3 separate regions of the Homo sapiens genome follow, and all the other regions are linked to region 1. Evidence: chromatin loops called from intact Hi-C (ENCODE). Cell type or tissue: gastrocnemius medialis. All regions are shown on one strand. Each heading gives the region's core, and the rest is flanking DNA. Links, peaks and the distances in the headings are about the cores only.

Region 1 (10,176 bases), core at 3,057-8,056:
AAAAGGGGGTTAATAAGAGGTTATTTTGAGGATTGCCCAGTGTATTGTTTGTAAGGGACTGCCATAATAAAGTACCACAGTCTGGGTGGCTTCAACAACAGAAATTTATTATCTTGCAGTTCTGGAAGCTGGAAGTCCAAGATCAAGGTGTCAGCAGGGTTGGTTTCTTCTGAGGTCTCTCTCCGTGGCTCAGCCAGCTGTCTTCTCCCTGTCTTTTCTTTTTTTTTTTTTTTTTTTGAGACAGGGTCTTGCTCTGTCACCCAGGCTGGAGTGCAGTGGCATGATCTTGGCTTACTGCAACCTCCACTTCCCAGGCTCAAGCAATTCTCCAGCCTCAGCCTCTCGAGTAGCTGGGACTACAGGCATGAGCCACCAATGCCTGGCTAATTTTTGTATTTTTAGTAGAGATGGGGTTTCGCCATGTTGGCCAGGCTGATCTCAAACTCCTGACCTCAAGTGATCTACCCGCCAAGGCCTCCCAAAGTGCTGGGATTACAGGCGTGAGCCACTGCGCCTGGCTGCCTCCCTCTGCTTTCATATGATCTTTACTCTGAGGGTATCTGTGTCCCAACCTCCTTTTCTTATAAAGACATCAGTCATAGTAAATTAGGACCTGCTCTAATGACCTCATTTTAACTTAATTACCTCTTCAGTGACTGTATCTCCAAATGCAGTCACAACTTGAAGTACTGGAGGTTAGGACTTCAACACAAAAATTTGGGGGTGGGGGGAGGAGACACACAATTGAGCCCACAACACCTGAGGTAACAGGGGGAGTGATGATATTACATTGTATAGGGCACATTGCTGAACCCAAACCTGGTGACAGCTCAATGCCTTCAGTCATTTAAGGAGTTTTTGTTGTTAACAATCACCTGCAAATTTCATGCTGTACTGTATGACATGAGGCTACATTTTTAAAGGGTACTTGTAGGCTGGGCATGGCAGCTCATGCCTGTAATCCCAGCACTTTGGGAGGCTGAAGTAGGAGGATGGCTTGAAGTCAGAAGTTCGAGATTAGCCTGGCCAACATAGCAAGACTCCAACTCTACAAAAAATAAATTTTAAAAAATTAGCCAAGTGTGGTGGCAAGCACCTGTGTTCTCAGCTGCTTGGGAGGCCTAGGTGGGAGGATTGCTTGAGCCCAGGAGTTCAAGACTGCAGTGAGCCATGATCGTCACTACACTCCAGCTTTGGTGACAGAATGAAACTCTAAGATCCTGTCTAAAAAAAAAAAAAAAAAAGGACACCCATAAAAACACTTGCTGTTGGAGATGTAGTCTGAAGCATCTTCTGCACCCATCACTCCCTAGTGTGCACCCTAGCCTGCACCCATCACTCCCTAGTGTCCCTAGCCTAGAGTCTGTAGCCTGCACCCATCACTCCCTAGTGGAATGAACTCAAGCTAGTTACATAACTTCTCTTCTGGGCCTCCGCTTCTTCATCTGAAAGGCAGGGACAGTCATAGGACGGTCATGACAATGAAATGAGATAACCACGCCAAGTACTGAGAAAGCTGGGAGCATCATAAGTTCACGATCAAAGTGAACGATTGGTTATTGCTTCCATTTGACCCTGCAAATGAAAGCTGCAAGTGGCAGGAAAACCGAGGCTAACGTGAGGTTTGTGTGGTTCATCTCTGAATTTGGGTGCTTCAGACTCTCCCTCGCTTTTTCCAGGCAAACCACTTCCAATTCCTTTAACCTTTCTTTACAGGGCCCAGTTTCCAGCTCTTTGATCATTTTTGTGTCTCCTGCCTGGACATCCTCCAGCCTCTCCAAGCCCTTTTAGGAGGGAGTGACACAGACTCGACTCAGCAGTCTAATAAGGGGCTGACTGATGTGAGACTTGAGAAGGGGGATGACTTGGGGGCCACAGCATGTCATGGGCCTTTTATGTGTGCGGAATCCAGGGAGCTTTGAAGAAGGCAAGGCGCTCTGTTGACTGCGACCAGATGCCCTGGATTTTCCAAAACGAGTTCTTCAGAGATGGCTCAGATTTCAAATATTCTATTTGATTGTCCCCATAAAACAGTAAAATGTCACAGAACTTCTAACTTTTCTGCTTCCCACTGCGGACTCCAGAGTGCCTCTAACACATGGACGTGACACCAAAGTGTTCCCCTAGCCTGGCAGGGGGCAGATGACATCCTGATGTGGTGAGGTCACACGATGGCAGTCCTGGAATGGGAAGGTTGTTCTGATTTCAGAGATCCTTCCATTATGCAAACCAGAAGTTGTAGCTCATGCCAGACCACTTTGTTAGGATTCTGTATTCAGACAATGGGATCCTGGGGACGATCTTGCTCATGTGTCCCTGGTCCATGGACTTTGATCCTTACCAGGTCTTTTTTTCCTAAACCTATGCCTGGCACCAAGCCTTATCTCGAGGTCGGTTACCTGGTAGGGGTTCACCTGGTAGTTGCTGACCAACTGGAAGCTGGTCCTGCCTTCATTCTAAACATATGGTGGCTGTTTTTAGCCCTAAATATATCACCTTATAATTGCACTATTGAATTTCATCTTGTTTTTGTAGGGCCATGTTTTCAATTTGTCATGGTTGTTTTGAATTTTATTCTTGGCTCTCTGAGCGTGAGCCACCCCACCACATTTAGTATCATGTGAATATCTGATGAACACAGCCCCATCCTTTTGTTGTTAAGTCATTAGTAAGATAGGTCCCAACAGTTAATCCCCAGAGGAGTGGCTTTCTTTCAAGTAGATGCCTCATCACTGATTATGCAATAAAGACCCAGCTTTCTTTTGGGCTCTAGACACATATGTTCATTGTAGAACATTCACAAAGTACAGATAAGCATAAGAAGGAAACAAAAACAATTTGTAATCCTACCACGAAGACACTAATGCTGTCATTTGGTATGGATCCTTCTTGTTAAATATATACATTCATCAGTATAGATTAAGTGGCATAGATTGTACTGTGACATGCTTATTTGCAGACCTGATAATATAGCATGATCCCAGAGCTAGTTATTCACACTTGACTGCCATAAAGACATTCTGAAATCAAAAGTTCTTATATGTAATAAGAACTTTTAGATTGATTCTTAAGGTTCTGCATCCTTAGATTCAACCAACCACAGACTGAAAATGTCTTTTAAAAATTCAAAATAACAATACAATAATAAAACAATTTTTTAAAATAATACACCAGGTGCAGTGGCTCACGCCTGTAATCCTAGTACTTTGGGAGGCCGAGGCAGGCAGATCACGAGGTCAGGAGTTTGACACCAGCCTGACCAACATGGTAAAACCCCATCTCCACTAAAAATATAAAAATTAGTCAGGTGTGGTGGCGCACGTCTGTAATCCCAGCTACTCAGGAGGCTGAGGCAGGAGAATCTCTTAAACCCTGGAGGCGAAGGTTGCAGTGAGCCGAGATCGTGCCGCTAGAGATGATTTAAAGTATATGGGAGAATGTGTGTAGGTTACATGCAAATACTACATCATTTTATATAAGTGACTTGAGCATCCACATATTTTAGTATCCATGGGAAGACCTGGAACCTATTCCCTATGGATACTGAGGAACAATTGTATTGGTAATCCCAACTATATTCCATGAATACTAGCTCCATGAGATATTCCAGGAAAACAAGAGTAGCATGGTTTATTCCTTTGAGAAATGCTTTTCCCTATACTGGTGTCTAGGAAAGTCACAATGTGTGTAGACATATTAAATGCTCTGAGAAGTCCTGCAACTTAAAAATCTATTAATTTTTAAAGTCACAATGTGTTTAGACATATTAAAGACTCTGAGAAGGCCGAGTGTGGTGGCTCACGCCTGTAACCCTAGCACTTTGGGAGTCCGAGGTGGGCAGATCACTTGAGGTCAAGAGTTCGAGACCAGCCTGGCCAACATGGTAAAACCCTGTCTCTACTAAAAATACAAAAATGAGCCAGAGATCACTTGACTTGGGAGATGGAGGTTGCAGTGAGCCGAGATCGTGTCACTGTACTCCAACCTGGGCAACAGAGCAAGACTCCTCTAAAAAAAATAAAATAAAATAAAAAAATTTAAAAAAAGGCTCTGAGAAGTCCTACAATTTAAAAAAATCTATGTAAATTTTTTTCTAATTCAGCATTCCCCAAATGTAATAATCCATAAGATCCTGTTTCTAGAAGAACCTATGACTATTCCTTTAAGAAACATTTGGGGAAATACTGTCATAGATTATATCTTGACATCAGGATGAAGAGTAATAGTAATTTCTTAAAGTATTTAAACTCAGGAGACCCGGTCCCTCCTTCGCTCTTAATGAGCTTATGACCTTGATAATTTTCTTTTTTCTGGGTTTTGGTTCAGCAAAGTGATCAGATTCCCCTTGTAGCCCCAACCTTCCACGTTTTCTCCTTAAGCAAAAATGAATGTAAATGATTTGGCTGGGACAGTGTGGTCTTTACAACATCATTTGGTTATTCCCTCCTGTCTCACAGTAATAGTCCTCATTTATTTAGCCCTTCACACATACTAACTCATTGGATCCTTACAACACCCTCATGGGGGGTAGTAGGCACTGTAGTGGTTGAAGTCACTTGCCCTACAGCCACATAACCAGTTATAGCCTTAGTATTTATTTAGCTTAGGGACAAAGAGCTGAGGCCTTTACTATAGCAGAGCTCCTGCTCTTTGTCCCTAAGCTACATCACCCCTGTGTCCCTTAGATAGTTGGTGTTCAATTCTAGCATCTTCTCAAAGAAGGCTAAGCCTGCTGGCCATTGGCTAACAGGCTGGTCTGCTCTCATTTCCTTCTTCAAAGCTGAGCAGTCATTTGCTGCTTTCCATCATTGGGGATCCCCTTGTCATCTATGATGCCACTAAAATAATAGCTCCACCCTGACTTGTGCCAGTCCCTTAGGGACCCCTTGAGTAACATCACCACAGGTCCTGCTGGTTTGAATAGATCTGGCTTCCAAGTTTTCCAGCTGCTGCTTTTTTTTTTTTTTTTTTTTTCTGAGACAGAGTCTCGCTCTGTTTCCCAGGCTGGAGTGAAGTGGCATGAACTCGGCTCACTGCAACCTCCGCTTCCCAGGTTCAAGAGGTTTTCCTGCCTCAGCCTCCTGAGTAGCTGGGATTACAGGTGCCTGCCACCAAGCCCAGCTAATTTTTGTATTTTTAGTAGAGACGGGCTTTCACCATGTTGGCCAGGCTAGTCTTGAACTCCTGACCTCAAGTGATGTGCCCGCTTCAGCCTCCCAAAGTGCTGGGATTACAGGCATGAGCCACCGCACCCAGCCTCCTCTTGCTTCTTTAAGGGGGGGTGAGGAGCGGGCAAGTGGGGCAGGAGCCACGCAAGTTTGCACCAGCTTCTCCTGAACATCTTGTCGAATTAATAAGAAATAACTCAGATGTACTGAGTGCTTACTAGGCGGCAGGCACTATTCATGTGGACTCTCACTTAAATAGCCCAACACCTCTATGTGGTAGTAGGGTCTTCAATTATAGATGAGTGAGTGGCAGCAGAGAGGTTGAATCACTTTCCTAAAGCCCCACAGCCAGTAAGAGCTAGAACTTCAGTGCAAACCCAGCCCCAGCCCTTCCTCCAGGGGCTGTGTACTGAACTCCTCTGTAAATCCTGCCTGCCCTCAGCCTTTTCCTCCCTCCCCACTTCTCCCCACCTTTCCCCAGCGGGAATTGCTCCACCTTCCAGCTCCTCTTCCACTGTGCAAACCTGCACTTGCCCTTCCCTCCATCCCTTCACACTTGGTCCTGCCTGCCTAGTCTTCGCTCCTCTCCCAATCCCTAAAATGCCCTCTCCTGCTTCCTCCCAAGAAGACAGTGCCTGAGGAACCCCCAGAGCCTCCCTGAGCAACCTGGGTAAGAGCTGAAGGCCTTATCTACGTCTGCTCTGGTGCGAGTCCTCGAATAGTGTGTGATGGAGACACCTACTGGCTGCTCTGAGCACAGGCCCCTGGAAACCCAGGAACGTGGCTCAGGGCCCCCATTCCACCGAGAGCCTGGTGAGCAGAACCATTTGGTAGAGTTTCCTGTGGGTTCTTCGCTGCTTTTAGGCCAAGCTGGACGGGTCCCTAAAAAAGGCCTGGGAGGACCTTCGTCTTCCTCCTGTCCTGCCCTGAACACAGAAGCAAAAGGGAAGGGGTAATTTTGACGGCAAAGCACCAGCCCCCTGCACGAGGCTGATCCCAGCTTGGCAAAGTTGCCAGGAAGGCTGGAGGCAGGGCCATTCACAGCCAAATAAACGGAGGGTGGCTTTTCTGTAATGCAAATAGAGAGAAATAACCGCTTAGGGCAGGTTGATTTGTTATTTGATGTGGGGCGTGTGATTCTGGAAGGCCCACCCTCCTGGGCACGCTGTCTCTCCTCCCTCCCTTTGAATCAGGTTTACAACTCCTCATCCAAGGCTGGCACCACTTGATGCAGAGAAATGAGGCCCCCATTCTGGTTAATTGCCATCATTTGCCGGTTCAAATAATGAGCGACAAGTTGGATGCAGAAGAGGGGACAGCCGCTTCGTAGGAAATCACTAACCTAAAAGACAGCAAAGGAGATTGTTCCTCAGATGTGCTGCCAAAGACTGGGGGCCACCATGGCCAGCAAGACCCCTATCAGCGGAGGGAAGGACATTTGGGCTGGGCCCGGCCATGCATAGTTGTGGTGGACAGCTGTCTCTACCAGAACCAACTCCCATTGGATTTGTTCTTCTGAATGGGGGCCGCATTCCCCATTAAACTAACTAAGAAATATTTCTGAATCCACAGATGTGGCATGTACAGTGTGGAGGTTTTAGGGAATAGCAAGAAGCTTAAATAGATCACCATCTCTCTCCAATGTGGGAGGATGATCCCTCACTTTAAAATACGCTCTCTAGTTATTCCAGTGAGTATATTCACATAAGGCAAGTACTTTACAAACTTAATAAGCAGTGTTTACAGAAGATCTAAAACACACAGAAGTCTTTCAGACATTTGAAGAGTGAAGAAGAGCTAAAGAAATGAAAAACATTAGCCAGGCATGGTGGCTCAGGCCTGCAATCCCAGAGCTTTGAGAGGCTGAAATGGGAGGATCACTTGAGCCCAGGAGTTTGAGGCCGGCCTGGACAACACAGTGAGACCCCATCTCTACAGAAACATTTTTAAAATAGCTGGGCATGGTTGCTCACACCTACAGTCCCCGCTACTTGGAAGGCTAAGGAGGGAGGATTGCTTGAGCCCAGGAATTCAACAACAGTGCACCCTGATCACTCCACTGCGCTCCAGCCTGGGCAACAGATTGAGACCTTATCTCTTTAAAAAAATTAACTGAACAAAGATGCAAAGCTAAGGAGTGATACAGTCTATTAAGATCAGTTTGATACCAGAGTGTCCTCAAGACAATTGGATGAACGTTCCCAATTAATTGGTGCCGACATGTCCTAAAGATAAGAAAGGTCACCATGGAAACCCTGAAGGCTTCTGGGAAGAAGAGGGATTTAAAAGGGTCCTAACAGGTAAATAGGTTTTGATGGGCAGAAATAAGGAGGGCAGGATGCCAAGTGAGGAAGAGGCGAACAGTGCAAGGAAGTGTACCCATTTGGTTGGAACAGGAAGTAAAGCCCGTGATGATGATGGCCTCCTGAAGGGGGATTGTGGCCAGTTTGCAATGGGCTTTGAAGCTCCAGCGAATGAGTCAGGGCTTCCTCCTCCGGGTGTCACGAGAGAGCCATCGAAAATTGTTAAAGAGGGGTGAATAGGATTAGAGCAATGCGTCTGGTAGTTTGCAGAAAAGATGAGAGTCAGGAACAGTGGTTGAGAAACTGATGGAGCGGTACCAGGGTGGCAAAAACAACAGGACCGCGTGACCGGGTGGCACAAAATGCAGATGCCCATGGGACAGGGGTGTGACCAGTTAGTGTGGAGGAGCAGGCTGATTGAATCCTTCCTCCTTAGTGCTTTTGATGGGGTGAAATTTCAAAGACCATCTTTCCAAAGACCATCTTTTTAAAGATCATCTGAGGATGATCAGTAAAAATCTCAATTTAGGGGCTGGGCACAGTGGCTCACGCCTGCAATCCCAACACTTTGGGAGACCCAGATGGTTGAATCACTTGAGATCAGGAGTTCCAGACCAGCCTCACCAACACGGCGAAACCCCGTCTCTAGTAAAAATATGAAAAGTAGCCAGGCTTGTTGGTACACGCCTGTAATTCCAGCTACTCGGGAGGCTGAGGCAGGAGAATTGCTTGAACCTGGGAGGCGGAGGTTGTAGTGAGCCAAGATTGTGCCACTGCACTCCAGCCTGGGTGACAAGAGTGAAACACTGTCTCAAAAAAATAAATAAGTAAATAAAATGAAAAAATCTCAACTTAGAGTGCCAAGATGCAGCAGAAGTTTCTCTAGGAATTGGGGAGGGGAAAGGCTAGGGTAAGAGAGAGGCAGCCCCAGGAAACTGACTTCACAATGTTGCCTAAAGGACTAATACAAGTGGAGGAGAGCTAAATCAGCACTGCCCAGTAGAGATCTAATGCAAGGAATGCATGTAATATTTAGCCTTCTTGGAGCCACATTTTAAAAAGTTTTAAAAAGAAACAGTTGAAGTAACATATTTTAATTAGCACAATGTATCCTGAATATTCTTTTTGACGTGTAATCAATGTTTAAAGATTATTATTGAGATCTTTTACATTTTTGTGCACTAACTCTTTGAAATCTGGTGTATAATTTACACTTAGAGTACATCTCAGTTTGGACCAGACACGTTTCAAGTGCTCCAAAGTTGCATGTGGGCCGGGAGTGGTGGTTCATGCCTGTAATCCCAGCACTTTGGGAGATGGGCGGATCAGCCGAAGTCAGGAGCTCGAGACCAGCCTGGCCAACATGGTGAAACATGGTGAAACCCTGTCTCTATTGAAAATACAAAAATTAACCAGGCATGGTGGTGGGCACCTGTAATCCCAGCTATTCAGGAGGCTGAGGCAGGAGAATCGCTTAAACCTGGGAGATGGTGGTTGCAGTGAGCCGAGATCTCACCACTGCATTCCAACCTGGAGGACAGAGTGAGACTCTGTCTCAAAAAAAAAAAAAAAAAAAGTCACATGTGGCTAGTGGTGACTGTATGAGAGAACACTGAGCTAACCTCTACAGTGTTGTTTCTCAAACCCAGGTGATTTGGCTCCTCTCAAGGACATTTGGCAATGTTTAGGGACAGTTTTGGTTGCACAACTTGGGATGAGGGGTGCTACTGGCATCTTGGGGGTAGGGAGCAGGGATGCTGCTGAACATCCTACAATGCACAGGACAGACCCCTACAACAAAGGATGATCTGGCCCCAAATGTCCATAGAGGCAAGTCAGAGCTCCACATAATGCTAGAGGAAGCGAGTGCCCCATGCCGTGTGGTCAGGGAGATGCCACTCAGACACTCCCACTGGAACCCAGGTCTCGCCTCAGACAGGGCAAGTTTCCAGGCGCCAGTGTCAGAACTTCCTGGTGCTTTGTGATATGGCACGGACTACACCCTGATAAGACAGATTGTGTTTGTAATGATTTTAGTCCTGCAATTACTCTCACTCCACCCCACCCAAACCTCAGCATTGCAATTGCCACACAGTGTAGTTCCCATGCAGGGCAAGTGTTCAATGAAAACGATGTGAACAGTACCCGCTACAGTTGTGCGGTATACAACCTATGCAACTGTACCTGGCAGCTTCACTCCCAGAAACCAGGGGATCATGCCTCATCATCACAGCAGACCTTCCTAGTTTTCTTCTTGGCAATGCCCATGTTTAGAAGCCACAAAGAAGTAGAGCAACTGATGGCCGTGCATGTACTAGAAGAAGGCTTTCACTGTCAACTTGAGGGCTGGGCCTTAACCAGAAATTGAAAATGCTACTGAATTTCTACCCAGGGTTTCTTCTTTTAAGACAGGGGCCCTGGTCTTTTTATAAGGACAACCTTTCCTTCCTTTGTTCCTTCCTTCCCTTCCTCAGAGTGTTTATTGTAGTGCAAAGTTATGCGCTAATCAGGGGGTTGGGCTAGGCCTCTGTGCAGATAAGGGCAGAAAGATCATTGCTGGTTGCATGACATCTGTGCAGGAAATCAAGATAAACTCCTACTGTAAACAGCAAACTTTTCAGTAGAACCAGTTCAGTTGATGTTAACAGGTGAATCCAATTAAAAACAATCCATCATCAAAAAATAAGAGATGAAGCAAAGTATGT
Region 2 (10,176 bases), core at 3,070-8,069, 130 kb before region 1:
ATGCATACACACACACACACACACACACACATGTGCACACACACACACCACAGTTTCTTTATCCACTCATTGATTGATGGACATATGGGTTGGTTCCACATTTTTTCAGTTGCGAATTGTGCTGCTATAAACATGTGTGAGCAAGTATCTTTTCTGTATAATGACTTCTTTTCCTCTGGGTAGATACCCAGTAGTGGGATTGCTGAATCAAATGGTAGTTCTACTTTTAATTCTTTAAGGAATCTCCACACTGTTTTCCATAGTGGTTGTACTAGTTGACATTCCCACCAGCAGTGTAGGAGTGAAGAACCTGAACTATTCTGAGCCTTCGTTTCCTCACCTGCAAATTCAGAATAAGGACCCCCACATGGCATGGTCAATGGAGTTGTTAGTACAGAGAATCGAATACAGTCTCAAGCACCATTTCCATCCTTTCTTTTCTTCCCTGTGTAAAATAATATTTTCCCAAAATGACCACAACAGGATCTCCCATGCCATGCTCTTCTTACACTGTGACAATTCTCCCATTGAGTGGGGGCCCACATCCCCTCCCTTAAACCTGGGAAAACCTTTGTTCACTTCCTCTGCCAGTAGAGTATGACTGAAGTGATGCTGTGTGACTTCTAGGGTTAGAGCAGAGAAATACCACATACTTCCACCTTGCCCTCTAGGAATGCTCACTCTTTAGGCTCTTGAAATCCAGCCACCATGCTGTAAGGAAGACAAACTAGCCCATATGGAAAGACCACATAGAGAGGCCAGTGTAGGCCAACAACCACCCTGAGGTCTCAACTGAACTGATATCAACTATCAGATGTGTGAATAGTGATATCTTTAGATGATTCCAGTCACCTCTAGTCATCAAGTCTTCCCACCTGAAGCATCAGACATTGTGGAACAGAGACCAGCCTGCTTCACACTGCCATGTTCACACTGCTGCTCATATAACATCAGGATGATAGAATGGCTGCCTTATGCCAGTCTGTTTTGGGATAGTTTGTTTTGCAGCAATAGAAAACTGAGGTGCTACCCACATGTTGACCTGGGAATGAATTCAACCCAGCTGGCCTTCAGCACCCAAGAGTGAAGGGGCAGAAGGTGGTGACAGTTAAATGGAAATGTGAATAAGAGGCAAAACCCCCTTTGTGGGAAATAGGAGACTAGAACTCTAAAGAGTAAGCAGTAGGAGGCTGAGATGGAGAGGAATGTGTAGCTGTTGTTCACCAAGAGATAGCCCCTCTGAAGATGTCCCACCAGGCTCACCCCTAACATTTATGGGGCTCAGGATGGGAGTACAAATAGAGGCCAATGCACCACATAGCTAAACAATTGAAAGGAACAAATCAAGCCCACAAACTATTAAATATGTTCCATCCTCCCATTGTGACATATGTAAGTTCAGAACAACCTGGAAGGTCCAATTCTTGAACTCTTCAGAATGCCTCGCTGGAAGGTGGTGACATATGATAATGATCAGATCTTAGTCCCTTCCCTTCCCACCCCCAGCTCTGTCTCAGTATCCTCATTTGTAAAATAAGGCTCCAGATGCCATCTACCTCTCAGCATGTGATGAAGATTAAACGTGATAACCATGTGCTGGCATGTAGTAATTACTCAATAAATGGGAATAGTAATAATAGTATTTTGACTTTAAATATTTAAAGGGCTATCACGTGAAGGAAATCTTTGATCTATTTTGTATAGCTCCAGGGCATATAATTAAGACCAGTGGTTCAAAGTTACAGGGAAGCAGATTTTGGTTCAACCTAGACGAATATTTTTGTCATGAGAACGCACTGAAAATAGATTGAAATCCTTCAGGAAGTCGAAATTTAGAGCCATTTCATATGTCAGATAGACGCTGGATTTGGTGGCCTTAAAGTTCACTTCTAATTCTCATGTTGTGTGAAATTACCTTTATTGTTTTTTGTTTGTACTTGGGTTTTATCCAATTGTCTGTCTTTGGGATGCGTATATCCCCCTGCTGTATATCTAGGTGGTCAACTTCAGTGTTCAGGGATTGGATGCCCACCATTTCTTTATACCACACCAAGAACTTGGAGAGAAGCCCAGTGAAGATTTTTGAAAGAATCAACTTAGCATCCTTGGTAGTTATAATAGTTAGGACAATTCTAATTGAAGTTTCTGAAACCCAGCTAGCTTAGCAAAAGAGGGGAACTTGCTGGAAAAATACTGGGTGTATTAGTCCGTTTTCACACTGCTGATAAAGACATATGTAAGACTGGGTAATTTATAAAGAAAAAGGGGTTCAATGGACTCACAATTCCACGGGGCTGAGGAGGCCTCACAATCATGACAAAAGATGAAAGGCACGTCTTACATGGTGGCAGGCAAGAGAGGATAGGAACCAAGTGAAAGGGGTTTCCCCTTATAAAACCATTAGATCTCGTGAGATTTATTCACTACCATGAGAATAGTATGGGGGAAACCGCCGCCATGATTGAATTATCTTTCACCAGGTCCCTCTCACAACATGTGGGTATTATGGGAGATACAGTTCAAGATACAATTTGGGTGAGAACACAGCCAAACCATATCACTGGGGCATAATGTAGAATCCAAAGAAGAGTTGAACTCCAAGTAGCAAGAAGGTCAGGAAAGCACTGAGTTCAGGGCCACCTGGAATCTAGGGACCAACACATTGCCAAGATATCTTATATTAGTTCATTTTCTTGCTGCTAATAAAGACATACCTGAGACTGAGTAATTTATTAAGGAAAGAGGTTTAATAGACTTACAGTTACACATGGCTGGGGAGGCCTCACAATCATGGCAGAACGCAAATGAGGGGCAAAGTCACGTCTTACATGGCAGCAGGCAACAGAGCTTGTGCAGGGGAACCCCCATTTATAAAACCATCAGATCCTGTGAGCCTTATTCACTCCCACGAGAACAGTATGGGGGAAAACCCCCCACAACACACACACACCATGGTTCAATTATCTCTACCTGGCCCTGCCCTTGGCACATGGGGATTATTACAATTCAAGGTGAGATTTGAGTAGGGACACAGCCAAACTGTATCGTGTCTCTCCCCTGAATCTTTCTGCTGTGGCTGCCTTCTTTCTGCTCTCCCCTGATTGGCTTTATCGGTAAGGTGGATTCCATGTGACCTGGCTACTGCAGCTTCGTAGATTGATATTTTACAGCTTCAGCTACCAGAAGGCCTGGCTGTCTTTCTCAGTGCCAGTCCCACATTTCTCAGGAAGAGACCAGGAGCCTGCCTTTGACCAATCAAATGTGGCCAGGAAGGCAGCAGGGTTTTGTTATATAAAATGGTTGTTTCTATGATAGTCACACGGTGGTGGGGGCTAGGGGGTGGCAGGATGGGAAACTGGACTGGGCAGACACATCTACTGTCCAGGTCCCAGATCTTGGGCCTCTCTGCTGGGTGAGGGACCATGCTTGGCTTTTGGCTCTCTTGATGGAGACTGGTGGGATATCTTCCTTGCTCTGGAGTAAGATGGAAGTGAAACAACGAGGATGTATGTAGGAACGTCACTCATTTGTCTAGGACGTTGTGAGTGATTTCTTTGCTGAATTGGATAATGGCTTTTGAAGCATGGAAGTCTTTCCTCAATCTTTTGTGTGTGCCATTCACAATGTAATGGCTATAGAAATGACATGCTTTTAATATTAACCTGCATTTTTAACATTTTCTCCATCACTTTTTAAAGTCTGGAAGTCCAGAGGACAGTAAGTCAAGCCCTGGTCTGTAGCATCTGCCAATTTCCATGGTGTAAACACTCTCACCGTGGTCAATTTCAAGGGACCACTGGGACGTCACTGAACAGGGATCTGGGAAGGAGTGCACAGCAGCACAGCTTTCTGCACTATTTCCACCCCGCAGATATTCCACAGGTGAATAACCCCAAGTGTGCAGATAACAGTAGAAAGTTGTAAAATAATTTGGAGTGATACATTTTGAGCTTTCATTACCTGTGTTTCCAATACAATTTATTTAATTATACATTTATGTAATTTAACTTTGAAGAATGGCTTTGTTTCATAACTGGTTTGCAAAATTCTTGAAAATTTGACAGCTGGAGATTGCGAGCTGGCACTGACCAGCTCTGGCACCCCCTGGGGTTTCCCCAGAGCTTGGCATGAGACCTGCCACAGAGGAGACACTGAATGCATGCCTGCCTGATGAACGCGTATTGTCCACCTGGTCTCTAACTCTCTGAGGGCCTGGCCAAGTCACTCACCTCCTCTTTCTGTCCCTCTAATGTAAGAGGCTATTAATGCTTACTTCATAGAGGTGCTGTGAGAGTTAATTAAGGTTTGCTAAATGCTTTGAAATCCGTGGATGAAAGGCCCAGTTGGGGAGAACTTTATGATTATTCTCATGCATCATCTTAAGAAGTGTATGGTGATGATACCCACCTGGTACTTTTCATCTTCAAAGTGTTCTCCAGACATTAGCCAATTAAACGTCACAGTTCCCTGCCCAGTCAGTGGGTGTCCTCCAGGGAGGGAACCACGCAGCAAGTGGGTGACTCCTTCCCCTCTTGGCCACCAGGGAGTGGTGGTCAGAGCCAGGATTCCAGCTCCTCCAGCTGCAATCTTCCGCTGGGCTCTGTTTTGACCCTCCCAGCCCTCCATCTTTTCTGCTTCTAGGTATGGTGAGGACTGCTTAGGCTCCGGGACTCTGAAATCACGTTGCTTCTTATATAGTGTGTGTGATGCTACTCACTGAATGTTTTCAGTGGTGAGATGCATTTTTTCCCTACAATTGAACATCTCTGAAATCAGTATGCATCTTATAACTGATGAAGGGTTATAGTTCAATTAAAAGTGTTTTTCTTCTTACTAGTAAATAATATAATAGTGCATCATACAATTGTTGTCGTATGTCAACAATTGTTGAAATATATTACCACGATTTCTATTTGTAGTTTATTGTAGATTTGTAGTTTTTTTCCTGCTGATTTTCTAGAAGAACGTTTCTTCTCTCCACCCCCATGATAACAGTAACATATGGTCATTATAGTACATGGAAAATGCAGATAATTAAAATGAAGGACAGGCAACAATAATCCCAAGTTTCACAACCCAGAGGTCAATGCCAGTAACACATTACTATATTTTCTTTCAGCCTTTTCTCTTTTCTTTATTAGGAACAGTTCCCTCCTCTGGTTATAAAAGGAACTTATGTCCCCTGTAGAAAAATCTGAAAATACAGAAACTGGTGTAATACTAACTACAAAACACTGATAATCACATCGCCCAGAATGACCACTATTAAAATTGTAGTAACTATTACATTTCTATATGACATAAGTGAGCCATGTTAGTTATTTTTAAAAAGACAAAAAAAGTCTATAGTTAACTTTCAGATAAATTTCCTTCTATCTTATATCTATTTGTCTATATTTCTATCTGGATATATATGTGTCTATATTTATATCTATGTACACACATACAATTGGAAACATAAAGCATGTATAATTTCCCCTGATTTTTAAATTTAACTTGTGTGCTGTTCAGTGGTATCTATCAGAGCTTATGATTATATGATTGATATAAATACTCTATGACTCAGCAACTCTATTCTTAGGTGTATGCCTATATTTGTTTGCTAGGACTGCCGTAACAAAGTACTACAGACAGGGTAACTTTTTTTTTTTTTTTTTGAGACGGAGTCTTGCTCTGTTCCCCAGGCTGGAGTGCAATGGTGTGATCTTGGCTCACTGCAACCTCTGCCTCCTGGGTTCAAGCGATTCTCCTGCCTCAGCCTCCCAAGTAGCTGGGATTACAGGCACGCACCACCACACCCAGCTAATTTTTGTATTTTTGGTAGAAACGGGGTTTTACCATGTTGGTCAGGCTGTTCTCAAACTCCTGACCTCGTGATCCACCCTCCTCTGCCTCCCAAAGTGCTGGGATTACAGGCATGAGCCACCACACCCAGCCCAGACTGGGTAACTTAAAACAACAGAAGCTTACTTCTGTATGGTTCTGGACTAGAAGTCCAAAATTAAGGTGTCAGGGCTGGTTCCTCCTGAGGGATGTGAGGGAAGGATCTCTTCCTCGCCTCTCTCCTTGGTTTGTGGATGGCCGCCTCTACCTGTATGTTTGCATGGACTTCTTTCTATACGTGTGTGTATTCAAATTACCTCTTCTTATTAAGATATCAGTCATATTGGATTAGGGCTGACCCCAATCACCTCATTTTTAACTTAATTACTTCTGTAAAGTCTCTGTCTTCAAATATGGTCACATTCTGAGGTACTAGGGGTTAAGACTTCAACATATGGGGCCAGGCGCAGTGGTTCCTGCCTGTAATCCCAGCACTTTGGGAGGCTGAGGTGGGCTGATCTCTGAGGTATGGAGTTTGAGACCAGCCTGGCCAAGTCTACTAAAAATACAAAAATTAGCCAGGCACGGTGGTGTGCGCCTGTAATCCCAGCTACTCAGGAGGCTGAGGCATGAGAATCGCTTGAACCCATGAGGTGGAGGTTGTGGTGAGCTGAGATCCCACCACTACACTCCAGGCTGGGCAACAGAGCGAGACTCTGTCTCAAAAAAAAAAAAAAAAAGACTTCAACATATGAATGAGGGGGCACAACTTATTCCCTAGTAATACCCAAGTGCTTATGTTCACCAAAGAATGTACAAAAATGTTCATAGCAGCTTTATTCATAATAACCAAAAATCAGAAGTAACCCAATGCCCAGCAGCAGTAGAAAAGATTTAAAAACGTGATACATTCATACAATGAAATACTATACAGCACTAAAAAATCAACTTCCGCTACACATAACAACATGCATGAATCTCACAGATATGAAGTTGAGCAGAAGAAGCCAAACACAAGTCTCCAGACAGTTTGAGTCCATTTACATGATATTCAAGAATATGCAAAATAAATGTATGATGATAAAGTCAGAATAGTGGTTAGCTCTTGGGTGGGTGTGCAGTGGAGATTACATAGGACTACCTATGTGTCCAGACTCAGTGACTGTAAGCTTAAGATTTATGTACTTATGTTAGACCTCAATGTTTATGAATGCTCTTACAGAGATTCCCTGTATTACTAGAGATTTTTCTAAAACATGCTGTCCAGTGACTACAAAATGTCCCATTTTTCATAAAATGGCCAATGATGGCTGATCACTTATCACATGCCAGGGACTGTTCTAAGGACTGCTGGTACTAAGTGAATTAATCCTCACCAAACCTTATGAGGTTAGTTACCAACATTATCCCCAATTTGCAGATGAGGAAAACCAAACACAAAAAGCTAACTTCCTTAGGTTAACATCATGAGGGGTCACCAGCAATCTGATTAAGAGGTCACATGCTCAACCACTCTGCCACACTGTCCTTCTGGTCAGGCATCATGACACCTGCCCCTCCCTCTCCCCATGCAAACAAATTGCAATTGATTGGCTATTAGGTTGGTGCAAAAGTAATTGCGGTTTTTGCCATTACTTTCAGTGGCAAAACCTGCAATTACTTGTTGTCTCCTTGTTGGACATTCAGATCAATACCTTTTTTCTCTATTATAAATAAAGCAGCAACCAACAGTCTTGTATCTTTTTCTGATTTTTTTTAAAAAAGTACATCTTTTTCTGCATCCTGATTCTTCCTGTAGCATAGAGCCCTAGGTTCCTACTACAGCATCCAAGTCTTTGAATTTGAGAGCACTTGATCCAAATTGCTAATTTGTTCTCCAGATAAAGTAGCTCATATACCTGCAATTAGCTGCTCATTTACGTATCTTCATAACACATCTCACTTCTATTAGGCCACCCAGAAAGGTCCCGGTCACTGGCCGTCAGTTGATTTGTGCTCAGAAAAGTTAGAATGAAAATGCTATTTATGTGTATATGTGTGTGTGTGTATTATATAGATAATGTTGATGAAATAAATACCCACACATACACACATGCTTCCAAATTAGCCTTCTAACTCTGTTTGGTTCTAGTGAGTCTTAGAATGAAAGACCAGAAGGAATAGCTCTTTGAACAATGTTCACTTCAGTTCCCATGCATTCTGGTGGATTCTGAGAGCTTTAATGAATTGACTCCAAGTGAAGAATGACCCTTTGGTTACAGGGGAGAGCATGATGTCAAAGGAGCATGTAGATTTTTTGAAAAAAAATTTTTTTTTTGAGATGGAGTCTCGCTCTGTTGCCCAGGCTGGAGTGCAGTGGCATGATCTTGTCTCACCGCAAACTCTGCTTCCCGGGTTCAAGCGATTCTCCTGCCTCAGCCTCCAGAGTAGCTGGGACTACAGGTGCCCGCCACCACGCCTGGCAAATTTTTGTATTTTTAGTAGGGACAGGGTTTCACCGTATTGGCCAGGCTGGTCTCGAACTCCTGACCTTGTGATCCACTCGCCTCAGCCTCCCAAAGTGCTGGGATTACAGGCGTGAGCCACTGTGCCTGGCCAGGAGCATATAGATTTTTTAAAGTATTTTTTATTTTCTAGTTGTTTATCTACATGCCTGTCCTTTGAAGCAACGTGATTTTACTTCTTGGTTGATGAGACCCGAGAAGCTGTTCCTTTCCTCCCAAAGAACTTTTATTTACATACTTATTTGATGAAAGAAAGCGTGTATCAGTAGCTATATCAGGGTTTAAATCACAGACAGAAAATGCCTGATAAATATCTATTTGATTTGAGATTATATGTATATATATAAACCTGTACTCTATGATGTTCCAAATTATTTTCTGATATTTTATTCAATACTTTATTTAATATATTAAACAACACTTATTGATTATCTACTAACTGATCATCAACTAACTTATTGACCATCTACTAACTATTGGATAGATGATAAACATCTTGTGGGCTGGGCTTCTTATCCTGCATTGATAGCTTCTAGATCAGCAATAGGGCCCTTGGCATTTGAGTGGGGAGCATAAAAATCTCCAAGTCTGTGACTTCAGCCGTAGAAGATAATTCCCCTACAAAATGCACTGTGAAATAGTAACACTGCTACCTTATAAACAGTCGTGTCTAATAAATAACACCTCTTTCCTTTTTTCCAAGTTCCAAATCAAGACAGGAGTCAGATGGCTGGAGATAGTGATTGAAGCTGGATTGGAGGCATGGCTTAGGCATATGGCCCCAATGGGCTTTCTAATATTTCATCCCTGAGCTAGATGTTCCTACCCACCCAGACCCTGGCAGAGGCAAAGGCCCCCTCTGCCAGGGCGAGAGCCTTCCATGTGTCAGAGAAGCATTGAGAATGCACTGCCACTCTGTGGCCAACGTGAGCCCAGGAGGGACTGAGCTGAGTATGCCCGGTTTCTCCTGCCAACCTCACCAATCAGACCAGCAAGCCCTGCTCCCAGGAGCAGGGCAGAGGTGGGTGGGGAGAAAGGCTTGGACACCACCCTGGTGGAAGCCTGAAGCCAGGGGGATGAAGTGCCCCTGACAGAAGCCCTTCCTGAGATCATGTTTCCTGCAAGAGGTGGGAGTCCTGGCTGAGTCTCACTTGGTTTAGCAACTTTTTCATCCACATCAATGCTGTCTCGTTCATTGGCTGCACATAATTTTTATGCAGCTTGGAGCAGTCTCTGAAATTGCTTCACAAATCACATTTTCTTGTTTCCAGAGGGGTGTGCGTACGCGTGTCTTTGCTGTTCACTGCCATGACCAAATTCTACTATTTATCTAAAATTTCTATTTACTTATAAGAGACTTTATATGGGAGGCTGAGACAGGAGAATCACTTGAACCTGGGAGGCGGAGGTTGCGGTGAGCCGAGGTCCCACACCGTTGCACTCCAGCCTCTTAATTCTTTTTTTCTTTCAGGGTTATTGAGAGAAGTTTTTCTGTTGTTGCCATCGTTGATGGTGGTGGTGATAGCAGTGGTTTTCTTTTCATCATCTCATGGGAATAACTTGCATAGGATAAGCTTCAGCTGCCTGGCTCAATCACTGTTCCTTCCTGGGACCTGCAACCCAGACCTGCCACATTGCAAGTAGCATTCAGTTGGGTTATTAAATAATATCCTCAGACCATTGAGACATCTCATGAGTAGCTGAAACAAAAATTACGACATCTAAAAATATCAAGAATCTAGAACAAGGATTGGCAAGCTTTTTCTGTTCAGGGTCTGACAGTAAGTATTTTCAAGATTTGTGGGCCATGTGATCTCTGTTCCAGTGACTCAATCCCACTGTTGTATTG
Region 3 (10,176 bases), core at 2,835-7,834, 67 kb before region 1:
TCATTTGAAGAAAGCTCTCTGTAGTTAGGAAAGGGGAACATAGGTCCGGGTGGGTTCAAAAGTAGCTTCTCTAACCATTACAAGAAATTTATTAGTTTTTCTTAAAAAGTAAGTCTGCAATTTTAATAAATAAGAATCCACATAAACAAAGTACTTTGGCGTACGTGGAAGGAGCCCAAGCCGTGGGATGCATCGATGAATACAGGGTGCTTCTCCTGTTAGATAGTGGACTGCCCTAAGTAGGCAAAAGTGTGATGCACATAATTGTGATGTGTTTGAGGTAAAGCCAAAGGAGAAAGAGTCAGGGAATGCTGGCACTGCCCATGGCACTAACTAGTTGGGGCCTGGATCCCAGTTTTCAGATGGAACTGTCCCCTCTGGCTCCTCAGTCAACGCGAATTTGCTTGAAGGACCATCAGTTCCTTAAAGCCTCATCTCCCCCAATGGGTGTTGTTTTATCAGCCTCCTCTCTGTGTGGGGAAGCCCGCCTCACTCAACCTCACTGTTTTACGTAAAACTGGCCGATTCCCTCATTTAATTCATAATAATGAAAACTGAACATATGACTGCAATTTTAAATTGTTTTGGGTTTTGTTCACAATGATGCAAACAGGAACGCATAGATTCATAGATACACACAAAAGAAAATCAAGACCATTGTTTAACCCCAAATGGATTTTATGCACAACATAGACCAAAGTGAATTTCAGTGAAAATACTGCTGGAGATTCAAATCTGTCATGGGTGCCCACAGTGGTGATTCCATGACAGGCTTCCTCCACCCACACCAGCGAAGCGTGGGCGTGGGAAATGACTTCATCCTGTGCTTCCATTTTCTGATTGATTTGCATAATGCTTAGGAATTTGTGAAATATTTCCACCGGCGTTGTTTAATTAGATTTTCATAACCTAGTGAGTGAGGAAGAAGGGATGATCTCCAATTATGCAGAATGAAGAAACCGAGGCCCAGGGAGGTTGACAGACTTGTCCTGAGTCACCTTTGCTCCTCTCCCAACTGGGTAGGGTCCAAGAGGGCTGGGTTGCGCCACAGTCGATGGAAACGTGTGCATCTCAGGGTGCATCTTGGGATTATGGTGGTATTTCTCCATGTCCAGGGCTAACCGAGCTTAAAATCACTAAGGAGAAATGGGCACCCACTGAGCGAGGTGGCCATCCATTCCAACATCTCATCACGGCCCTGGCCCCAGCAGCATCTTCCAGAGCGACTCGAGCCCATCCAGGGAGAAACCATTAGCAACACAGTGATGATAATTGCATAGTAGGCAGGAATGAATTTCAGATTCCCACCTTGCTCTGATTTTCAGGCCTCTCTTCTGTGGTGGAAGGTAAATATCCCAAGAAAAACAAACCTTGGCTGCAGCTGTCTTCAGGGATCTGTGTACTTTCAAGATAAGGTGAGTTGCCCCAATCATTTTATGATCCTAATTGTTGGGGAACAGGATATTCGTCCTCAAACACATCACTGTGACCCTCCCAGCTTCCTTCTGTGCTGATTAAGATGAAGCCATTTGCTTATGAAGCCCCCCAGACCTGTGGCTTTGATAGTCATTTTTTTCCTGTCCCTAGAAAACCTAATTTCCAGAGGGTATGCCTCACCACAGCAGGCCTCCACGTGGCTTACACAAATAATGCAAAAATCTCCAACAACCCCTACAAAGAACTTGCTCCTGGTGCATGGGCTGCATTTTATTTTGTTTTGTTTTATTTTATTAAATTTTTTTAAATCTAACTAATAACACTTGAGCTGTTGTTTTCCTTACCCCTGTTCCCCCAACACCTTCAATTGTACATAGAGTAATTTCAAACTGTAAGCTACTCCTGACTTAGCTACTTATTAAAAACACTAATATCCTTGGCTGCTTTGATGTCTATGGAACAACAAAGGAAGAGAGTTACTCTGGGCCACTGTAATCCTTGATTTGTCACTAAGTTATGACACCCAGCAGAGCCGTGTGACAGTGCAAATCAATCATCCCATGTGCTCCGCGGGGCCTTCCGTGCCTCCCGCCGAGCCGCTGCAGTTTAATTAGCTTTTTTCACACTACCACAATGTACATCTGCAGCTTCAGCAAGAGAAAGAGATGGAGGCGAGTTCACCGGGAAGCGGGAGCCTTAAAAAAAGTTCATATCGTGGAAAAAAAAAAGTCTGAAAGAAGAAACATCAGAGACCTTTGTAGTTTTTGCTTCAGAGGCATTAAGACTGAGATACACAGGCCTGGGGTACACCAGATTGTTAAATGTAGACTTTAAAAACAGCTCCACCAAACCCTGTGCGGAGGAGCTATCAGATGGTGTTTAAAGGACCTTTTCTTCTTTTGGGGGCAGTCTGTGTCTTCTGTTTTCCTCCTGCCTCTATACCCCACCTTTGGTTGATTGTGCAGAAATTCTTTGAGCCCAGACCTTCTCGAGTCCACCAAGATGAAGGAGGTGAGACCTTGATTCTGCCCAAGTTTTGCAAAACTTTGGATAAGTTCCTCCTGAAAGGTGGTGTCCTTGAGTGAAAATCATGTTCCTCTGTTCACTTTGCAGTGATAAATAATGGCAGCCAAAGACTAAAGGTAGGAATGAGGCCTCGAAAGTTGGGAGTCATTGACGGGGACAGCAGGGGTGAGAGCAAATCAGGCCTCGGTGTCAGGCACAGAGTGACACTTTTGTCCTGGCCCGGGAGGGAGTTAGACAGATGAGATCAAGCTGACTCTGCCTATGCTGGGGGGTGTTCAGGACACTGTCTGGTTCCTCTGGAAAACCACCTACCAGAGGAGGGGCTGGGAGACAGCCAATCTGCTCTTTTCCCGGCCAGTTTCTGGGCAGCTGTTATGGCTCATGGGCGGGTGAGCTCAGACCCTGATGACAGTGATTTAATGTGGGTTGGAAGTTGGGTTTTCTCCTCCCAGAATTCTCTTTCCCCAGTTAGGGGGAAGGGAGCAGGACGGACCATGGAGGTGCTGAGGGGTCCCCTTGTCACAAGTCATCATCCTCTATTCAGGTGATGGCTTCTGCATCACTTGCAGGGAGGATGCCAAGAACCTATCTCAAAAGCTCTCCCTGGAGCTCTTTCTACCCATTTTGTTTGGGCTTTAGCAACAGCCTGGGCCCGTTTCTTCTGTTTCTGTCCCTCACATGTTGGCACATCTCAGCTGATGGAGGCAGGCTCTGCTGTGTGCAGCTGTTCTGAGACTGCACTGCCAGACACTGGAGGGTCTCCCATGAAGATCCTGGCCCAACCTGCAGAACCTTCAGCCCCATATCAAAAGATGAAAGGGTCAGTACTAAAAAGAAATGAGCTAACAAGCCACAAAAGGATGTGGAAAGAACTGAAATGCATATTGCTAAGTGAAAGAAGCCAATCGGAAAAGGCCATGTACTGTAAAAATCCAACTGTATGACATCTGGAAAAAGGCAAAACTATAGGGGCAATAAAAAGGTGAGTGGTTGCCGGGGTGGTGGGGGAGAGGGAGGAGGGTGAATAGGTGGAGCACAGGGCATTTTTAAGGCAGTAAGACTCTTCTCTATGATATTGTCATGGATACATATCATCGTATGTTTGTCAAAACTCATGAAATATACAACACAAAAAGGAAACCCTCATGGAAGCTATAGACTTTAGTTAACAATAGTGTATCAGTATTGTCTTATCAATTGTACCAAATCTACCACACTAATGAGTTATTAACAAGATGTTAATAATAGGAGAAATTTGGTGGTGGTGTAATATGGAAACTCTGTTATTTTCACTTATTTTTTGTAAATCTAAAACCACTCTAAAGAAGAAAGTCTTGTGCAGGATTTGGATTAAAATGAAAAGAAAAAAAAAGGATAAAGTCTGACTGGACGAGGTGGTTCACGCCTGTAATCTCAGCACTTTGGAAGCCCAAGGAGGGAGGATTGCTTGAGTTCAGAAGTTCAAGACCAGCCTGGGGAATATGGTGAAACCTCATCTCTGCTAAGAATAGAAAAATTAGCCAGGCGTGGTGGCACGCACCCATAGTCCCAGCTACTCAGGAGGCCAAGGTGGGAGGATCGTCTAAGCCCAAGAGGCAGATGTTGCAGTGAGCTATGATCGCACCATTGCACTCCAGCCTGGGTGACAGAGCCAGACCCTGAAAAAAAAAAGGAATAAAGTTTATTCATTAAATTTTTTTTAAAAGTCACAGGGACAAAAGCAACAAAAACAGGAGGGAGAGGAGAGGTGAGCAAGGGGAGGCTTCCCTCCAACGTGGAATGTTTATTTTGTAGTTAATGGCCAGCGGGCATTCACTGAGACCTGTGGTTACCTGGGAAGCATCCTTTTCTTCTGAGACAGACTTCCTCCTGACCTTGCTTTGAGCACTGAGCAACAGTCACCTCCCTGTTAGTGACACATGAAACCTGAGTCTAACTCTCCTTCCCTGTTGACCTCCAGGGACATCCAAGTGCCATGTTTTATGTAATGGGTGGATGTAAACAGCATTTTGATATGTTGAATCACCTTTTGAAATATACAAAGGAAATATTCTCTAGTGAACTCCTCTGGAGAGGAAAGAGGCACATAATTTCAGGGCAGAAATTATTCTTCTAGGTCATGTGGTCCCACCCCCAGAGAGGTTAATTGACCTGATCAAGGTTATCCAGCCAAGCCTGGACCAAACTGAGACCAATTTGAGGTTTCCTGACTCTCCATCCTATCCAGCATCCTTCCACTGGGGTGGCTGATAAATGGTCACCAGGGTGGTGGAAAGTTGGCCTGCTGACCTTCCAGGAGACCTGAGTCCCAGTCCTGTATCTGTTTGTCGGGGGTGTGTGGCTTCATTAAATCTCATAACCTCCCTCTACACAAGCCCAGATGAATTTCTTTGTCTCCAAAATGGAAACACTCGTCATATTAGAACTCTTGGCTGGCTGTGGTGGCTCATGCCTGTAGTCCCAGTACTTTGGGAATCTGAGATGGGCAGATCACTTGAGGTCAAATGTTTGAGACCAGCCCTGCCAACATGGTGAAACCCTGTCTCTATTAAAAGTCCAAAAATTAGCCGGGCATGGTGGTGTGTGTCTGTAATCCCAGCTACTTGGGAGGCTGAGGCAGGAGAATCACTTGAACCCGGGAGTTGGAGGTTACAGTGAGCCGGGATCATGCCACTGCACTCCAGCCTGGGCGACAGAGTGACACTCTGTCTCAAAAATAAAATAAAATAAATAAAATAAAACAAAATAAAGTAACTCTCACCAGCAGTTACCAGGATTGAGGCATTTTTGCAGAATAGAAAGCTTGTCCTGTGCCAGTTAATGCTGCGTTGGGTTACTTTCCTCTCTACTGCATTTTTATTCCAGACAGGGATTATATCTTCTTCCCAGAGAGAGGCAAAGGGTTTATTTACTCCAGTGGAGCGGTGCTTCTCAAACTTCCACGTGCACCTGAATTCTGGTGGGGGGATCTTGTTAAGATGTCCATTCCAATTCTGCAGGTCTGGGGTGGGGCTCCAGGTGCTGCCTTTCTTCCCAGCACCCAGATGGAGCTGATAAAGCTGGTTCCTGGCCCACACCCTGAGTGGCAGGGCCCTGGAGGACAGGGGGGCCAGGGGAGGGGCCCACAGGGTGAGAATCCCTTCAGTGGGTGTCTCTGGCTGCTTTTGTCAGGGATAGGGGGCCTGGGGGGCACGTCCCCATCTTTGACTTCAGGAGCGTCAGAATCAGAAGCTCCTGGGGCCCGGGGCCTCCCCAGCATCTGGGGGATCAGCTGCCAGGGTTGACAACCTAGCAGGGAGGGGACAAGGACCTCGAAGGGCCCACTGGCCCCTTGTTCATTTTGGCTCCTGTTCAACTTCAGACAAGGCTCAGCGCCTTTCTCCATCCCCTGCCTTTCCCCACCTGAGGAGTCCACACCAGCCTCCTGCCTGAGTGTCTGATGCAGAACTTTCAGCTGCTCAGAAGCTCAGCCTCACCAGACACTTCAAATACTTTCCCACCAAGGGTCTGGGACATCCCATGAAGCCCTCGCAGCCCCAGCACCGGGAGGTCAGCTTCAAAGATAATGTGTGACTGGGGGCCAGCTCCCGCTCAGAGAAGGCTTAGCACTTTGGGGGTGACTCCCCGGAAGAAAGGCCTTCTCATCGCAGAGGGGAAGGACGTCCCTTTTGAAAGACAGACCTTGTTTTCCTCCTCCTCCCACCGCCTGTTTCATCTGTTTCATGTCAACTCAGTCTGGGTCCAGGAAGATGTACGTGGGTGGGGCTGGGAGGGGTGGGAATTTGGCACGCGCGGACTCTCCTGGTGTGTGATTGCCTCAGGTGCTTTTGTTTGCACCTTGGCAATGCTCGTGGCGCTGGGTAGGTTCACTGGAGACTGTTTTCGCACCAGTGTCTTGTTTTGCATTTAATTGACATTCCCCAGAGGCAGGGCCCAGCAAGCATAGAGTGAGGGCTCTGGGAAGACAGCAGGCACGAAGCCCCCAGCTGCCACCAAGCCCCCCTAGCTGCCACAGGCCCATTGCACTATGAGGGGCATTTAGCATTCTTGGCCTCTTTCTACTAAATCAGAGTCCTCCCTAGACATGTGACAATCAAGAAATGTCCCCCTACAGTTCCAAATGTCCCCTGAGGGGGCTGGTCCCTCTCTCCTGGTTGAGAAGTAATGAGGGCCTCAGTGACAGTGGAGACCTGCCTCTTTGGCCAGCCATGCAGACCTCCTGGCTGGGGGTTATGCACCTGAAAATTCATGGGTATAACCTGGACAGAGCAGGGCGCTGAGACTGGTCTCCTTCCGTGGCTCTTGGGTTCTGTGACCGTAGTTCATCCAGGACACTGGAGTGCAGGTGTCTGTGCCTCCTCCTGCCTTCCACCCTTCTCCCCCTGCCTGCTGACCCCAAAACACCCACACACATAGTCACTCCCACTTACATACATGTATGCACACACACTCATGTACACACATACTAACAAATGCACACACACGTGTGCACTCATACATATACATATTTTCTGACACACACTTACACACTGTGATGTCTGGTCACACACTCATATACACATACCTACACAGCTGTACACACTCACACACTCATGTACAGGCACTCACACAGTCGCGCTTACACACAGCCCTGCGAAAGCCCAGGTTTCCTTACAGGCTCCTCAGAAGAAACACCCCAGTGTCCTCTAAGGGAGTCCCTTTTTCTCAGAGTGCCCGGGCAAGGAAGGAGAAGGTATTGCTATCCTTGGGTCAGCCTGGCCCTTGGGGACAGAGAAGACAGTGAGGGCTGGACAGGGACATAGTGTTACCTGTGTCACCTGCCACCAGCCCAGACAGGAGCAGAACTCTAGAGGGCAGCTGCTTAGCTATTTAATGGTTTTGTCCCTCTGAACACCAAAAATGATGATTTATTCTAGTTCCTCCTCCATGCCCATCAGAAAAGCAATTCATGATTATACAAAAAATGTAGAAATGACAGAAAAGAAAAGAAAATACTCCACAACACAATCTCACTGCTCACTGAGAGATAACCATTGTTAACAATTCTGTTTACGCTTTCTAGTCATTTTTCTAATTGCCTATTATCATGCTTAGTTTAATTAATCACGCCTTTTCTTTACTCTAATGCTTTAACATCTTGAGGACTTGCTAACCCTGGAGGCACGGGCTCTTCCAAGTTTAGTCAATTTCTAGAGATAGCAAGAGATTCACTTAGAGTGCCTTGCACAGGCAAACCAACGAATCTAGAGCCCACACCCCAAGCACCTCCTTTATTGATAATATGGTTGGGCTGTGTTCCCACCCAAATCTCATCTTCAATTGTAGTTCCCATAATCCCCATGTGTTATGGGAGGGACCTGGTGGGAGGTAATTGAATCATGGGGGTGATGATTTTATAAGAGGTTTTTCCCCCTTTGCTCAGCTCATTCTCCTGTCACCTTGTGAAGAGGTGCCTTCCGCCATGATTGTAAGTTTCTCGAGGTCTCCCCAACCATCCAGAACAGTGAATCAATTAAACCTCTTCTTTATAAATTACCCAGTCTCTGGTATTTCTCCACAGCAGCGTGACAATGGACGAATAAAACTGGGCTCTTACACTCAGGGCTACTTACTACTGCCCTTCTCCAGTCACTCCAGAGCCAGCTGTCAGCAACTAGGGACAGCCCCCATGCCCCAGAGCCCAGTGAAATTATTTAGGTGAGTCAATCCTAAGCCTGCCTACCCTGACTCACCCATTCCTTCCTGCAGAAACCACAAAAAAGTCTCTTGTCTGCATTTTCCCCTCACTCTCTCTGCTTCCTGACAGATCCTGGTGCTCCCATGTGTGCCTTCCCATGGTCCCCACTGTGGCATGGTGCACCCCTCCTCATGAGATGTGTGAGCATAACCATTGGTTCAATGGCAGTCGCCTCCTGATCTGAATACCATACCTGAATAATAATAAAACCTGCATTTTAAGACACTGTAGTATCCAATTATTGAATCAAACACTGATCTGGATGTTGCAGGGAAGGTATTTTGCAGCTGTGGTTAACATCAGCAATCAGTTGACTTTGGATAGAAAAGATTCTCCTCCATAATCTGGCTGGCCCCTGACATGGTTTGGATCTGTGTCTCCACCTAAATCTCATGTCGAATTGTAATTCCCAGTGTTGAAGGTGGGGCCTGATGGGGGGTAATTGGATCATGGGGGCAGTTTCCAATGTTTTAACACCATCCTCCTAGTGCTGTTTCATGATAAGAGTTCTCATGAGATCTGGTGGTTTAAAAGTGTGTGCCACCCTACTCCCAGCCTCCTTCATTCTCTTCCTCCTGCTGTGGCCTTGGATGAGCCTGTTTCCCCATCACCTTCCATCATGATTGTAAGTTTCTGAGGCCTCCCCAGAAGCCAAGCAGATGGCCAGCATCATGCTTCCTGTACAGCCGGCAGAACTGTGAGCCAATTAAACCTCTTGTCTTTACAAATTACCCAGTCTCAGGTATTTCTTTATAGCAATGCAAGAATGGACTAATACAGCCTTTATCCAAACAGTTGAAAGGCCTTAAGAACATAACTGAGGTTTCCCAGAAAAGAAGAAATTCTGCTGCAAGACTGCAATATCAATTCCTTTATATGTACATACATACATATATTTCCTATTGGTTCTGTTTCTCTGGAGAATGCTGACTGATACACACCTATCTATTTATGCATTCATCTATTAATCCACCCATCAATCAATCTGAATCATATGCAATTTGCACCCTACTTTATTCACTTAACATTTCTTCCATATCACCATTTTATTCTCTTTTGTGTGTGTTTGTTTTTTTGAGACAGAGTCTCACTCTGTTGCCCAGGCTGGAGTGCAGTGGCACCATCTTGGCTCACTGCAACCTCCACTTCCCAGGTTGAAGTGATGCTCATGCCTTAGCCTCCTGAGTAGCTGGGACTACATGCACTGACCACCACATCCGGTGAATTTTTGTATTTTTAGTAGAGATGGGATTTCTCTGTGATGCCCAGGCTGGATACCCAGAACTGCTGACCTCAAGTGAACTACCCGCCCTGGCCTCCCAAAGTGCTGGGATTACAGGCATGAACCACAGTGTCTGGCCCATATCACCATTTTAATGACCATGTAGTAGCTCATAACATGGTTACACCACAGCTCACCCGAATTCCCTATTATTGCACCTAATTTTTGGCCATTATAAATGTTACTATGAAAATTTTGTATATTAATTATGCATCTTTGATCAGTTCTTACGACAAATTTCCAAAAAGGGGACTACTACGCTGATGGGAATGAAAACATCCATTTCTCTGTTGAGAAATATTAATATTTCCAAAATGCCCTTCAGAGCCTCCACCTCTAAGTTTAACCTGTGCTTCTGCATTCAGCCACAGAAGCCTCTGAGTACTATCAATTTTGTTTCCTTTTAAAACAAAAAAACTGTAATTTCAAAATTACTGCAAGAATGTGTGATTATAGACTTACTGTAAACATTTCAAACATTTCAGACATTGCAGAAGTATTAGATTGGTGAAAAGCAATTGCGGTTTTGCCATTAAAAGTAATTGCAAAGCCGCAATTACTTTAGCACCAACCTAACATATAAGATAAAAAATGAAGTCTCTCTCTCTCTCCCTGCCTGCACCTTGCTCCAGCTCACTTCTGTTCTTATAATAACCCCCAAGAGTGGGTCACTGGGCTTCCTTCCAGATCTTCC

The links. A loop is a pair of places that touch in the nucleus more often than their neighbours do. Peaks named below come from ENCODE experiments on the same cell type or tissue, not always from the same donor. Only the 100,000 strongest peaks of a DNase experiment are listed, where the experiment ranks them.
Region 2: a loop joins it to region 1, with 4 times the contacts of the local background. A loop is called at or near these places in 4 of 110 quality-filtered maps.
Region 3: it touches region 1 in a loop (2.5-fold over the local background); 2 of 110 quality-filtered maps call a loop at or near these places.

What each region holds. Positions count from the first base shown.
Region 1 is chr17:65,290,098-65,300,273 of GRCh38, reverse strand. No RefSeq gene overlaps it. Among named protein-coding and RNA genes, the nearest start is that of RGS9, 160 kb to the right of the region's middle. In gastrocnemius medialis, for the core only: a CTCF peak has its summit at 5,910 (motif pointing left); a DNase peak (open chromatin) is centred at 5,864.
Region 2 is chr17:65,417,901-65,428,076 of GRCh38, reverse strand. No RefSeq gene overlaps it. Among named protein-coding and RNA genes, the nearest start is that of LINC02563, 35 kb to the left of the region's middle. In gastrocnemius medialis, for the core only: no CTCF peak of the experiment used is centred there; no DNase peak of the experiment used is centred there; H3K27ac peaks cover 563 bases.
Region 3 is chr17:65,357,218-65,367,393 of GRCh38, reverse strand. No RefSeq gene overlaps it. Among named protein-coding and RNA genes, the nearest start is that of LINC02563, 95 kb to the left of the region's middle. RefSeq lists an enhancer at 3,643-4,842. In gastrocnemius medialis, for the core only: no CTCF peak of the experiment used is centred there; a DNase peak (open chromatin) is centred at 4,923; H3K27ac peaks cover 656 bases.